Linked DNA regions of Mus musculus: region 1 is linked to region 2. Evidence: chromatin loops called from intact Hi-C (ENCODE). Cell type or tissue: left cerebral cortex. All regions are shown on one strand. Each heading gives the region's core, and the rest is flanking DNA. Links, peaks and the distances in the headings are about the cores only.

Evidence for each region. A loop is a pair of places that touch in the nucleus more often than their neighbours do. Peaks named below come from ENCODE experiments on the same cell type or tissue, not always from the same donor. Only the 100,000 strongest peaks of a DNase experiment are listed, where the experiment ranks them.
Region 1: it touches region 2 in a loop (4-fold over the local background); 2 of 42 quality-filtered maps call a loop at or near these places.

Annotation. Positions count from the first base shown.
Region 1 is chr9:30,531,293-30,536,157 of GRCm38, forward strand. No RefSeq gene overlaps it. Among named protein-coding and RNA genes, the nearest start is that of Snx19, 110 kb to the left of the region's middle. In left cerebral cortex, for the core only: no CTCF peak of the experiment used is centred there; a DNase peak (open chromatin) is centred at 2,818.
Region 2 is chr9:30,588,637-30,593,501 of GRCm38, forward strand. No RefSeq gene overlaps it. Among named protein-coding and RNA genes, the nearest start is that of Snx19, 160 kb to the left of the region's middle. In left cerebral cortex, for the core only: no CTCF peak of the experiment used is centred there; a DNase peak (open chromatin) is centred at 2,360; H3K27ac peaks cover 288 bases.

The DNA of each region.
Region 1 (4,865 bases), core at 442-4,441, 57 kb before region 2:
TGTTCTTTATCGGCCATGCACTTTAGGTCGCACTCCAGTTCTGAGACATGAATACTGCTTTCTCTGTCTTAAAGGTAAAGAAATGAGGTCTTCAGAGTCATGATGGTTGTCCCAGAGTCACGGGACCAGGAATCAACAGAGGAGCTACCCACAGCTTTAGCTTGGGTCTGGTGACTCCAGAGGCCATTAATGCACACCCCCAGACCTCCTTTAAACTTCTCTGCCCCACAGGGTGGAGCACCTAAGTGACCAACCATCTGTCTCTATGTGGGGTTAGTTGAGTATTTGATTGCTCATTAGGTTCTTAGTTGGAGGATAAGGAACAGAATAGTCTTCAGAGGAGGAAAACGAAGAGCCATAACCTTCAGCAGATATGAGGCAATACTGAATGTCTTAGAAGGCACGTGGGGTTGTCATTTTCAACACCCAACGAGAAGAGTAGCAAGAACTCGAAGCAACTGTCTTCAATGTCCTTCTAGCTACAGGAAACCCAGAGAAATGTTAGCCAACACTGCGACAAATCAATTAGGTGACAATCAACCTAATATGAGAAAGGGTTTCTTTTGGGTCATGGTTTTAATAAGAGGTTTTGGTCCTATAGTCTGTTGGCATTGTTGTTTGGATCCTGTAGCATGGCAGACTATCATGAACTAAATACATGGTGGAGCTAAGCTACTCACTTATGGCTGCTGGAAGTAGAGAGAAGAGAGCATCTAAAGTCCCAGTGTTTCTGTCAAGAGCGCCCCCTTCTTCTATGGATGTAGTTGCCTCTCACTAAGACAAATCTCTTAAAGGTTCTTCCATCTCCTAATAGCACCTAACTAGAAACCATGACTTTAACATCTTCAAAACATTGAGCTGTAGAAGGCATGGAATATTGTCTTCAGTATCCAGTGGGCTGCTAAGAGGTTGACCTGGGCTTGCAGGGGCACAGCCATTTTGAGAGATCCCACTCTACTGTGACAACACATTCCTCTTATTTGTGCAATAACACTAGCCGCCCCCTCCTAAGATCACTCCTGAGAAGATGAGCGAGGGGAGTAGAAACCACTCACCTGAACACTGCTCCTCAACCTTTAATGTTGCCACCCTTTAATACAGTTCCTCTCGTGGTGACCCCCAACGATAAAATTAAATTATTTTTGGCGTTACTTCATAACTGTAATTTTGCTATTGTTAAGGACTGTAATGCAAATATGTTTGGAGCTAGAGGTTTGCCAAAGGGGTTGAGACCCACAAGTTGAGAACGCCTGTGCTAGAGCCTTACCAGGAGGCTTGGTAACAGAGGTGAAGGTGACCAGCACACTGAGGCTCAGGCACAGTGATGGGGCATGCAAAACAATACTCACATTGTTCATGTGTGGGCCAAGGGTGGACACACCTCTTAATAGAGAGGGAGGGAAAAACAGATAAAAGAAGAAACAGAAAAGACGGGTCCTTGGAGCAGCCTCAGATCTGATCACCTTTCCATTTTGTGGCAGTTGGAATTCTCTTTCACTTAAGGTTGTAAAGTGAAACCTTCCTGCGCTGGGTTTGGGGGGTCACTCTGTTGCTGCAGTGCATGATGGGAGATTCCCTTGCATCCATGGCAAAACATCCCCTTGGAAAGAGAAGTCATGACCAAGGTTATAAGCATAATTTCTCCAGGCAGCAAAACAGAGTGGCCGTGCGTGCACCGGCTGTTCCTTTTCTCCTTGACCTGGCAAGCAGACGTCAGAAGGAAAAGGCTGACAGCATCATGTTTTAAAACAAATCCTCGGACTTAACCAAAGTCTCAAAAGCAAAAGGGACGTTACTTTTGAAGTCTATTTATGTTTCTTCAGCTTTCGTTTCTTCCAGTGATTTTTATCAGTTTCCACGGTGGTTACTAAAGCAGCCAAAGCCATTCCACTCTGCACCGTTTCTTTTGGAACCATTTGCTGCATGTGCACCCTCTGTAGGGTAGGAAAATGATTTCCCTGGAAGCCAGAAGTCACACAGTTGCGCCATCCCTCCGGAGCTCCATCCAGTGAAAGAACCCCTATTATAATTAAAGCCCTATTACCCTTTTATGTTATCTCCTCTTCTATAAAGGAAAGCTAGTCCAGCTGCCAGAGCACAGGGTGACACAGATACAATGTGATGTGTCAAGCACTCGAGTTTCTCTTTTATGACATCAGCTTTTATAACTTCACAGTCAACCCACCAACAAACTATAAACTCAACTTATTGGAAACAGACATATCAATCATGAGGAATCGCTTGTCAGCATCTGCCCCTGGCCTTTTCTGCACACAAGTTTGGCCTTAGCCAAGGAGCAGAAGCCCAGCTCCACCGTGCCATGTGTAGACACATGCCTGGGGTCACCTGGCACATGGCTCCAGAGAGAAACATCCATGCCGTATCCTATGATGGTTTGCATGATATTAATGGGTTTTGTACCATGGCCTGGCTCTTTTCAAAGCTTACTGCACAAGAATGCAGATTCTATGAGTGCAGCCAAATATTACCCACAAAAAAATATTTTCTAATCTATTTGTGGCCACAGAAATGTCTCTGCTTTTGTGATCCCAGAATGCATGGCAGAGCTTGGGGACCAGATTCCACTTCAAAGAACGTGCTTAAAGCAGACAGCAGCCTCTTTAGGTCTGAGTAGCAATGGGGAGAATCTAAAGCCTGTTTTCATGCATATTCTATTCTGTCCGGTCTCCAACTCTTCTTTGCTACACACTCACTCGGAAATGATGCCATCGCCACCATATTATCCGTATGCACAAATAGACCGCTAAGACCAGTGCTTCAAAAACGCTTGGGAGCTCTTTACTGTAACAGCTGTGTTCTCCTTACGGGTGTTCCCTGCTCTGTGCATGACTCGCTTCCCTCAATATCTGGGTGTTCAGCTGCAGATGAGGAGCATTTCCGTGCAGTTTCGTGATGCAGGCACTGCTAAAAAACATGTCTCCATGGCAACCACAGGGTTGCCTCATACAACAGCATTCAGATGTTAATGACCACAGAGGCATTTTTTTTTAATGTAGAGCATCAGCTATGTCTATAGAGGATTTGTTTGTTTTGATGTTCTATGTTTCTGTTGAGAGCTTTTAGGGGAAATGTCTTGTACTCGGAGAATACTTTGTCCACAGCATTTCCTCCCATGGCTTTAGTTCACCACACAGATTTCTTCTTTTCGAAAAGAAGAAGAGTTCTTCTGGGGAGATGATGCCATCGTTCATCTCTGCCCTGACACTTCAGATTCCCAACAAGTTGTTTCAATGCTTTGAATCTGAAATCCCTATTTTCTCAGCCTCAGTGGGATCTGGCCCCCTCAATGCTTGCTCAAGGGATGTTCACAGGAAATCCAGGTGCTCAAATGGGAGTGGGGCTTCCCATCCCTGCCTACACTGCAATCACAGACTCGGGGCAAGAATGTGGACAGCCCATTGGCACTCAGTAGCCTGCTCCTGTTAAGCATTGTAAGGGATGAAGGCACTTTTTGAACCTCCTCATAAGGTCAACAGGCTAGCCCACTGTATCATTAGCATCAGAGAGGAAAGATATCGTTCCTCTATAGTAATGCTCTCAACAAAGAAGGCAGAAAGGATTCTGAGGGGACGTTGGGCAAGTCTGTTTTGTTGTCACAAAATTGACAGTGGGTTACTACTGTTATGTCACAGGTAGAGTCTGAAGATCCTATCCAACAATGCCCTGGAAGACCCTTCTTCTCCTATACCAACAATGAATGATCCAGCTCAAAATGTTCTCTGTGCTGAGGAAGAAGCTGGCATCTCCGTTGCACACAACTGCACTGGAATCCCAGCACAGTGTGGCTCCATAGCAATTCCCAGCTCTGCTTCTATCAATGGGAGGCTAGCCCAGGCTTATTTATTAACTGTGTGAGGAATGCCTGTATGTCTGTCTATTCACCAGAGAGCTCTGGGGCAGAGACGAGCTTTCTTGTGCTGAGAGAGTTTGCAGCCTATGCTAATCCCTCCTGGAAAGCCATCCGTCCCTGAGTTATGACCTAGATCGACATTGTCTCACACTGCCTCTCTGTTATTAAAATTCCTTTCTGCACAATTCATGCAAACATAAATCCTTCCTTTAAAGTCTAATAAGACTTCCAGAAAATTAGATTCTCCATTTTAAAAGTTGTTATTTAAAGCATTATAATCTCAGTTTCCTCTCTCTCTCTCTCTCTCTCTCTCTCTCTCTCTCTCTCTCTCTCTCTCTCTGATTTTCTTTCTCTCCAAATCTAGATCCTAGATCAAGTAAAGGCAGAAAGTGTACAATGTAACCATTCAGAGCCCATCTCATAATCACGTGTATAAGCCCTTTCCTTGCCTATTTGTCAGTTCTGCTCTATCACTGGATGAAGATTTAGTCCTTAAAATGTGATTCATATGTGATATCAATATGGCCAATTTTTTTTGTTTGTTTTCTGCTCTGTTGGAAATAAGAGGTGGAAGCATGAGGGAAGAAGAACTCCAGGAGCCACTAGCATGGGAGCCAGCAACAGATTCCACTGGACAAATTCTCCTCCGCCCCCACCCCCCAGTTCTCATTATTGGCGTTCTTGCTTTTTTCCAAAGTATGTGTGGCTAAGTCATACCAAGGCAAACTCAGGTCAAGATGACAAACATCTAGGTCCTTAGAGTATCAAACCCACTTGCTCACATCCATGGGAGAAAATGATGTCAAACTAAGACAAGAACCTTGCTTGGCCTCTCATTAGAGAGGGAGTGGGCTGGGCCAAGCATGAAGTGGCTCACGATCCATTTTGTAAAGCTATGGTTCTCTCAAAGATATCCCAGATTGGAGAGAGTGGTTTCTAAGGACTTATCAAGTTTCAGCACTAGCTCTTCATAGCTGTTACATCTAAGACAACA
Region 2 (4,865 bases), core at 385-4,384:
GATTCTGATGGAAAGCTGGAGGGTGAAATTGGCATTTCTAATCCTAAAACAAGATAAAAAGACAAAAAATTTAAGAGCCATGGAAAGGGCATGGCTGCCCTCACCCGGAACTCTAACTGTAACATCTCACCAACTGAGAGTCAGGAATCCTAGCACAATCAGCCCTTGCTGTGAAGGTGGCCTACAAAAAGACGATATTCCTGTTCTATAGAGGCATTTCAAAGAAGAATGTTAAAAGAGCAATGAACTGTGCTTACAGCTTAAACATTCTTCTTCCTCAGATGTAACTTGACATTTTCTAGGAATCTCTAGGGAAAGTTCAGTAAAAGGTTTGTCATAGTCTCCCTCTGCAACCCTTGTGATCCAAAGCTTTGTTTTATCTTACCTCAGATGCCACCCTATAATCTCCGTGATCAAAAAAGGAAAAGAACAGTTCCCCTAGCAACCCCTTGAGATGTAACTTGAGAGCCATAATAATCAATAATTGTATTCCTGGCTACTGCTTAGAAATTAAATGAGAATCTTCTTTGAGAAGCCCACACTTACCCTTGGTTGTTATCTAGCTTTTTCCCAGAGTGTTCTTTTGACCATTAACTTCATACTTAAGTCTGTTACAACTTCTTCTAAATGAATCCAACTGCTACATATCCCAGCTCATCCTAAATTTCTTTTCTCTGTCCAAGTCATTAGTCTGCCCTTCAGGTTGCAGCAATGCTCAGAGGGGAAGATTACTGGGATGTTTTTCTATCCAAGACCTGCGTTAGGTTCCCAGCATCTACACATAGTGGCTTACATCTGCCTGTAACTCCAGATCCAGGGAGTTCCAACACCTTTGGTTTCCTGCGCCCGCGTGCACGCACACACACACACACACACACACACACACACACACGAATTTCCCCAAGATTAATCGTTTCAGAGGAAATATCCCCTCCCAGCTTGAGGAGCAGACACTGTAAATGGAAAGTATAGTACAAGCAATGTCTCCTAGCAAAGCACATTTTCCAGTACCGGGTTTCACATGCAGTTTGTGTGTTCCATTTTCAAATACGTTTGAGAAGCCAACGTCTTCAATGTGATCTATTTCGACTTAAAGCGTTATTCATCAGGACAGCCAGGGCTACACAGAGAAACCCTGTCTCAAAAACAAACAAACAAAAACAAACAAAAAAGCGTTATTCGCCAAAGTGGTGATGTTGGAAGTGGGTGAGACCCTGGAGAAAAGTATGGGGGAATGACCTGTTCCACAGGTCTCCTGAGGGAGTTGTAAAAGGAGCAAGCCTGGGTCCACCCACCCTATCTTTGTCTTCATTCCTAATTTGAGATGTTATTATTTGCTTGTGTCCTTGTGGATGTGACACAGTTGAGAACTGAGCCCGTGTAGGAATCGAGTGTAAACCTCTAAAACTATGAACTAAGCAAACCAAATTTTGTCCCTGAATATTAGCTACCTCTGGTGTCTTGTTATAGTAATACAAAGCTGAGTGGAATAGTTAAAAAGTTTAATCTGTCATGTGTTCTCAGATTCTATGTCCAGGGTGAATCTGCGATTAGAAAATGCAGTGCTTCTAACCTTGCTTGATACGTAAATCTTTCTATATAAACATGACTTCCTACACCACTGATGATGGAGCACACTTTGGGGGACACCATGCTGGGATCCCATCACTCCGGAATTCACTTTTCATGCATGCTTCATGTAACTACAACGAGAGCATGCTTCAAAGTGATTCCAGACGATCCCAGCTCTTGGCAATCCCACTATAAAAAGTTTTCCTTATGATGAAAATGTCCATGACTAACATCCATTATGTTTTCTACAAATATTTTTTTTCTTGTGATCACAAGACTTAATTAACTTCCTACCCAGTTCTTGTGTTTGGACATGATGAGGAAGCCGAGTTTGGTCTTTTGGGTTCTGTCCTGGTGCTAGTCAGCATGTTGCTTTCTATTCTATTAGCTGAAGGGCCTGTGGGGGGCCACTTCATCCTTCTCTAAGAGAAGCAAATTTTGAGACATGGATCCATTCCCTGGAAAGGCATTCTTGCTCGGGGAAAGCTGTGCTTTAATACCTCCCATGGCTAAAGCTCCCCTGACAGTTCCAAAGAAGGGCCTGGGCTCCCTTTGAGTGTGCTGAGCACAAAGCCCCTGCTGATTTCGCGCTCCTGCTGCCTCCCCTAGGAAAACAACCAAGAACATATTCCAGACAACTGGTCAGCATCTTCTCAGAGCAGACAGCACATGAGGCTTAGTCAGCTTGCATCCCAAATTCTCCACTGTGGTGGCAATAGCAACAGCAGAGGGACATGCTTCTAGCAGGAAGCCCTGGCCATCCCCCAGGTTGGCAGCTTCAGCACTTCCATCTTTAGTGCAGCCTTGCCAATTTCAGAGATGTCCAATCTTGTCCCAAAGACTCACATGGATTGACTCGTGGTTTCTATCATGGTCTTGGAGATGTGATGTCTGGAAACCACACTCCAGCTGTTTTCTTGTTTAAAACGGCAGCTTTTTACAAACATTAAGAAGAAAAGAGAGCAGCGTGAATATCCTTCAAGTTTGATACCTGGGCAGGAGCACAGCTGTCCACCTGGAGGTGGTGATCCACAGGTAAGATTGGTCCTCGCCATGGGGGCCTGGGCAGCTGAGCAAACACCGCAACCTATCCCCAGAGCTCAGAAAGCAGGGAAAGAGGAAATGGATGAAGTCATGCTGGCAAGATTTGTGTCACTCTCCAGTAATTAGGACCCTTGCCCAACCACCTCCCAGCCTTGCACACCCACAGGTGTGTTGTCCTTCCCCAGCTGGCATAACAAGGCCATGCCAGGTCTGATGCCGAGACAGCCCCGAGCCATCCAAGACTAATATAGCCAGGCCGTGGAAGCCAAGCCAGAAAGAAGAGGGCAGGGTCTTCTCAGTCAAGTGAAAATAAATTGCAAGATGACATTGTGTATGTTGTTGCCATGGAGAGGAAAGATCTCTGATCTCAGGGCTCTTCAGTGAGTCTGTTCCTGCAGAGCCAGGTGGTCCTGGAGTAAGGGGCTGGTAATTACCACAGTGCTGGGACAACCAGGAGACCAGCTGAGGTTCCTGATTGTCAAGGGACTTCAGAGAGACACGTCGTCTGATACTTTTGCACCTCTTTATTCAAATTTTTCATTGATTATCTTCATGAGCTAGATGGAACTATTTACTAACTCTATTTATAAATGAGAAGAATTCCTCAAAATGTGCGTGTTAAACCTCTATCCCCAGCGTGTGTGTGTGTGTGTGTGTGTGTGTGTGTGTGTGTCTGTGTGTGTGTGTCTCTGTGTGTGTGTGTATCTGTGTATCTGTGTGTCTGTGTGCCTGTGTGTCTGTGTGTCTGTGTGTCTGTGTGTCTGTGTGTCTGTGACTCTGTGTCTGTGTCTGTGTCTGTGTGTCTGTGTCTGTGTCTGTGTCTGTGTCTGTGTCTGTGTCTGTGTCTGTGTCTGTGTCTGTGTCTGTGTCTGTGTCTGTGTCTGTGTCTGTGTCTGTGTCTGTGTCTGTGTCTGTGTGTTAAGCCAATCTTTGGTATCATTCTTCAGGCACTCTATGGCATGTTTGCTAAGACCAGCTCTCTCACTGGCCTGGGCTCACTGATTCAGCTAGGCTGGCTTCCTGATCAATGAGTGCCAAAGATCCAACTGTCTCTATCTTCACAGCACAGGATTACAGCTCACACCATCAGGCTCAGATATCTTACATGGGTTCTGGGAACCAAACTCCAGTCTTCTGCTTGCACAGCAAGCAATTTACTGACTGAACTATCTCCCCTGCCTCGGAAGAAGACACTGGTTTATTCATTCTATTGTTATTTCAACTCTGTGGACTTGTGCTAGGGGGAGGGAGAGGGGAGGACAGCAATATTTGGAGGGGTCAGCCTTGCTTCCTTTTTCCTTCCCATTTTCTCTTTTATCACCCATTTGCATGACTCTACTGCCTGAACTCCCCCAAAGTCTCATCTAGGATTGGGAGTGCATGAGGCAGGCCAACCAGAACCCCAAACATGTGTTCTTGCACACATGCACTATGCTGAGTCAGAGCTCCCCATTCAGATCTTTCTGGATGGTCCAATGGCTTCCTGCTAATCACTCATGCGCCTGGTGCATGGTGACTTTTTTGGCAAGGAAAAAATTGTTGTCAGAAGACCAGACTCTAACAATTTAATTTCGACATCTTAATTGACTTTATTTTCAATTCTAGAATTGGGCAATACTTTATTCCATAAAATAGGGTAAGTGTTCTGCTGAGCTAAGCACAAAAGTTTGGGTTTCTAGACAGAAGAACTCAGAAGTTAAAAACAAGCAAAGTTGCCTAGCAGGGAGCCAGAACAATAGGAAAAGAAATGAATTGTTAACCGGGTTGTTATTCTCAAAGTTACCTTTGAAAGAGAGGACTAAGGCAGAGACTTCATATGATTTCAATTAAAACTAGCCTGTTTAAGAAATGGAGCTGTCTTCGTTCTTTCTTTCTTTTTTTTTTTGAAAGTCAAATCAATAGTTAGTTCCAGATTATTTGCCTGGAAATGTAGCATGAGGGACTCGATTTTGATTTTGAGTCCAGTATGCTGAGGTCCAGATCAGAAACCTACTCTGAAACAACCTCCCAGAATTTGTATTCAGTACTGTGTTTGTGTGTGTGTGTGTGTGTGTGGGGGGGGTTGCTTGCTTTAATTTTAATTTTAATTTTTTATGCCTTTGTAGATCCTTAATAGGATGTTGCAAGCTTTTCAGCAGTGCAGACATACAAGCTACTAGCATTCCGGGAATATCCTTTGTATATTTTAGAGTGCTGATATACACAGTAACATCTCTATCTCCCTTGGATCACAGCTCTGCTCTATGCTC